2 separate regions of the Mus musculus genome follow, and region 2 is linked to region 1. Evidence: chromatin loops called from intact Hi-C (ENCODE). Cell type or tissue: gastrocnemius. All regions are shown on one strand.

What was found. Hi-C counts contacts between places; a loop is a spot of excess contacts. Peaks named below come from ENCODE experiments on the same cell type or tissue, not always from the same donor. Only the 100,000 strongest peaks of a DNase experiment are listed, where the experiment ranks them.
Region 2: a loop joins it to region 1, with 11 times the contacts of the local background. A loop is called at or near these places in 29 of 42 quality-filtered maps.

What each region holds. Positions count from the first base shown.
Region 1 is chr9:99,375,249-99,377,748 of GRCm38, forward strand. No RefSeq gene overlaps it. Among named protein-coding and RNA genes, the nearest start is that of Esyt3, 18 kb to the left of the region's middle. In gastrocnemius, no CTCF peak of the experiment used is centred here; a DNase peak (open chromatin) is centred at 1,540; H3K4me3 peaks cover 468 bases; H3K27ac peaks cover 355 bases.
Region 2 is chr9:99,063,255-99,065,754 of GRCm38, forward strand. Pik3cb (phosphatidylinositol-4,5-bisphosphate 3-kinase catalytic subunit beta) reads right to left here. Exons shown (of 24, transcript NM_029094.3): 12 at 2,306-2,356; 13 at 766-954. Among named protein-coding and RNA genes, the nearest start is that of Gm1123, 29 kb to the left of the region's middle. In gastrocnemius, a CTCF peak has its summit at 1,160 (motif pointing right); no DNase peak of the experiment used is centred here.

The DNA.
Region 1 (2,500 bases):
GTACGTGTGCTGCCTGCATTTGACGGACAATTCTGAGCACTGTAAAACCTTTCTTGGGGATGAGCGTGGGGAGTGGAACCCTTCACACTTCCCGCAGGAGCCTACCTGGAGATTTGATGGTGAGCTTCCTAGGAAGTAGGTCTGCGCCTCTCCTTCCCAGAGCATCACCTTCTCCTTTCGCTTGCTGTTATACAGGGCTGGCTTCACAGGGCAAAGAAAATACTGCCTGCCTTCTCTCCCCTCCCTTCTGGGTCCCAGGGCAACATCTACCAGCCTTGAAGGAGACAGTATCACAGCAGAATCACATTATCTGATAGTGGGCTGTCATAAGTCAGGGCTCTTCGCTAAGCAACGATAACAAAACATGACATCTTTTCATCAAGGATGAAGGCTAAAGCCACAACAGTGTTCCATACCAACATGGGAGGGGGGGTTGGAATATAAGTTGGACGGTTGAAGCAATACAAGAGCAGCTTCACCTGTCTGTGGGAGGGATCCTGCCGCTCCCAAAGTGGGGAGGTATGCAAGCCAGGACATCCTCAACGACCCCATGCTACCCCACGAGTTCTCCCCACCTAGCCTTCCAGCCTCGCCCCAGAGACTGAGACGCAGTGGGCCTGGAGAATGTCCATGTTTTACAAGTCCCCAAGAATGTGCCCTTTGTACCAGGACTACACTTCGAAGGCTACTGACCCAGACATGGACTTAGGAAGCTGTCTCTGAAGCTCCATCCACAGAAGTGGCCCTCACCAAACACTCTTGGATAGTGGATTTAGAGTGTGCAGGAAAGCGGGAGGTCAGGGGAAATTGGAGCTGTGGATGATTTTCTTTCTTCCTTCCTTCCTTTCTTTCTTTCTTTCTTTTATACACACACACACACACACACACACACACATATATATATATATTGGGTTTTTCACACACACACACACACACACACACACACACACACATATATATATATATATATATATTTTGGTTTTTCGAGACAGGGTTTCTCTGTGTACTCTTGGCTGTCCTGGAACTCACTCTGTAGACCAGGCTGGCCTCGAACTGAGAAATCCGCCTGCCTCTGCCTCTCAAGTGCTAGGTGTGCGCCACCACTACCGGGCCGTGGATGATTTTCTAACTGAAGAAGCTGGCTGGATTCAAGGAAGACGCTCTCTCCATATGTAGAATGTAGAACTGTATGAAAAGTCTCCAGAAGGCACATGAAGTCAACTGTGAGGGACTGAAGCTGATTAGGCACAAAGTGTCCAGAAGTGCCAGGCTACCCTGGGGTGGCTAAGTTTAGCTCCAGAAGGCTGATCGAGCAGTTGTCTAGATGAGAATTTGGTCTGGAGTTTTGACAAACATTTGACACATGAAAACGGTGGACTTGAACTCAAAATGTATATTTCTCTGGTACCTGAAGTTTAGAAGGTTAGGAAATCCCACAGAAAGGAGAAAGGGCATGGTTTGTTTGTTTGTTTTTTGGATTTTGGGTTTTTTTTTCGCTCTACAATGGCGCCCTCTGGTGGTCAGTACAGGCACTGTCCCAGCTTGCCAGGCTTCCTTAAGCGGCCAGAAAGACTGTCAAGTAGAGATACTAATAATGATCGTGATCGTAGAAATAACAAATACTGCATGCGGAGAAGCTTCGTCGGCACGTGGTCAGGATACTTTGCTAGGGTCTTAGAACGCATTAGGCCGTTTGATCCCCACATTAGCCCTAGCGGTGAGTAGTCATATGATTCCAGCATCAGAGGAAAAGACCCCTGGCCCATAAAGTCATCAGTACAGAGAGATAGTAGTGAGCATATACTACCTAGGGGGTTAGCAAGTGATGGAGTCAGAGTCCCCAGTCTATCTTCGCCAACAGGCCTGTGACATCTAGGGGTGCCCAGGTCTTTCAAAAGAGGTTGTAACCTCCAGAGCTGGGAGGTTTCAGGAAATGAAGATTTTTTTAAGGCTATAGGCACACTGGCAGCACCAGCCTTTGTTATGCTGATGTAGTATTTTGTTATTTAACCATACCCTAACTGTGATTCACCTAGGACCTTGACACACTTTGGCTTACAGATGCAAAGATCATCTTTACCAACCTCTCATTTCTATTTCCTAGGAGAGAATAGAATTTTGGGGGTAGAAGATTTTAGGCTGAAACCTAGATTTTACTGGGCTTATTTTATTTTGTTTATTTTACTTTTTGAGACAGGATCTTATGTATAGCCCCGGCTTGCCTGGAACTTACTGCAAAGACCAGCCTGGTCTAGTACTCACAGAGATCCACCTACCTCTGCTTCCCCAGTACTAGGATTAAAAGTGTGCACCACCCCCAGGCAATGGTGGAGCGTGCCTTTAATCCCAGCACTCAGGAGGCAGAGGCAGGTGGATCGCTGTGAATTTGAGGCTAGCCTGGTCTGTAGACCTAGTTCTAGGATAGCCAGGGCTACACAGAGAAACCCTGCCTCGAAAAAGTGTGTACCACCACTGTTAGCATTTTGTCTAAGCTCTGCCC
Region 2 (2,500 bases), 310 kb before region 1:
GTAAAGACATATATACTAAGAAAGTCAATAACTCATTTTAAAACTACAAAGTATGTATGTATGTATGTATGTATGTATGTACGTATGTATAGTATGTATGTATGTGTTTGTCTGAGGCAGAGTTTCTCTGTGTAGCTGTGGCTGTCCTGGAACTCTGTCTGTACACTAGGTTAGTCTAGAACTCAGAGATCAGCCTGTCTCTGCCTCTGAGTGCTGAGATTTAAGGTACACACACCACCAAGCCCATCTGCCTTTAGATGAATGTTTAAAGAAATCTATTACTTTACAGACTTTTTATTAGCCAGAACAGCTCGAGCTCCTCAGATCAGAAATAAAAGTGAGTGGTCCACGAGAACTGAACAGTGCCTACATTCTGTTTATGGCTAATAAATCCTGTTATAAATGCTACAGGACATTAGACGACAAGACTCCCTGGGCAAGAGCTGGAGCTGCATGTGAAGACATAGCTGTGGCCACACCCAGGTCTTCAGAAGAGGAACTCTGCCATGGCTCTGTGAGATGTGGAGCCCTTAAAGGCTGAGACAGGAGGACTGGACATTTGAGAGAGGCTAAGGTTACATAGTAACAAAACAAAACATCCAACAAATGGAAATACTTCTGCGGAAAGACATTTTACACAAAATCAGAGTCACACACACACACACACACACACACACACACACACACACTTGTTATTTGGGGGAAAGAAAGTGGAGGGAGAGAAGGAAGAGATGGGAGAGGGAGGGACAAGGAATTTTCTGTCACCTGAGCAACATCTTCAAGTTTATTCCACTTGATTGACAAGAGTAGTTTTGGCAGTGACTGAGGGAAATTTTCTCGGCAGTCTTGCCGTAGAGTCCAAATAAGGTCCATTTCGTTCTCACACAGCTGAGACAGGGGGTCCCTGTCCAAGATTTCTTTCAGCACAGCAAGAAATTTTTTTCCACCACGACTCTTTAAGAAAGTAAAATGGCCATTATGGAATTTAACTGTGCAACCGTTCAGCAAATTTATATACAATGACTTTATAATTGTGAGCTTTACCAACTGAAATTCTGTACTAGGTTCACTAACGTGGCTCCTTTTAAGAAGTCTGCATTGTTCTGTGTTAATAGGTTATGAGTTATGTATAAAATCCAAGTGCAAACACTAGATGGCACTATTGCTTTTAGGTTAAATATATTGTACCATTTAAATAGCTTATAAAGTTATTGTTTGAGTTAAATTTTTTCTTTAACTTGCTCTGTAGATCAGGCTAGTGAGCCTCTGCCTCCCAAGTGCTGGGATTAAAGTCATGCCAGGTGGCAAGCACTTTTATCTCCTGAGCCAACTCACCATCTCCTGATTTCTACCAACCCTCAGCTCCCTACCCCAAGATAGCCCAAACATATAACGAATATGAAGATGCGTAGCATATAATATCAAAACCAACACACACTATCGCTCCTGAGCCAACTCACCATCTCCTGATTTCTACCAACCCTCAGTTCCCTACCCCAAGATAGCCCAAACATATAAGGAATATGAAGATGTGTAGCATATAATATCAAAAAACAACACACACTATCGCTGGCAGAGGTCTCAGTCTGTTCCCAGCTCAGTACATGAGACTACATGTCTGCCTTTTGCCAAAGCCCGTCCTGCCGAAGCTGGCTCTGTCTTTCTAGAGCTTTGAATTCGCTCTCTCCTTCCCGAGGCTGGCTGCTGTCAATCCCACTTAGCAGTTAGCTGAGGCGTACTCTCGAAAGCCAGTTACCTTTTCCTCATGCTCAGCTGTATTGTCACAAGAAGGAAAACACCAGCAACCTTAGTTTAGAATCAACAGATAGCACAATCGCTGGGCACAGAACCTAGAATCCTAATTTCACCAACTCTTCTAAGTTGGAAATCATCAGTGGCAGATCCGCCACTCTAACAGCCTCCAGCCTACCTCGTGTCTTCTTGTTCTCCAAGTCCAAAAGGACCAACCATCCATCCCCTCCTTCTGCCCTCCCTCTTCCTCTTTGCTACTTGAAAGAACACAGCCTCCTTAGCTAGCTGACACTAAGATAGCATTGGAATTCTGTGGTGTGCACTAGCAACTACCGTGGGCCATCCCTGAATTTATGCAGAAACGGGCTTCCCATTCAAGTCATACAAGCCACCAACAGAGCCACATTTAGGCAGCACTGGGATGCGCACACTTATCCACACTCACAGACTGCTTCCCCGTTACATCTCTCACACATTCCTTACAACAGATGAGGTGAAGGCCCCTCCTATCACAGAGCTCTGCAGTGAGAACCAGATGGAGCTTGGTACTTACTGACACATTAGCACTGTCTCCGCTGGCAAGCTCAGCTGCCTTCTCAATGATCTGTTGGAAAAAATAAAAATTTACATTTTTATCCTGATATTTGTAAAATTTCCAGTTAATAACTATGTTTGCACTTAGATTACAAGAGACTGCACATGCTTGGCACTCAAGCTTTTATAAATGGAAACAAAATTAACAAATGAA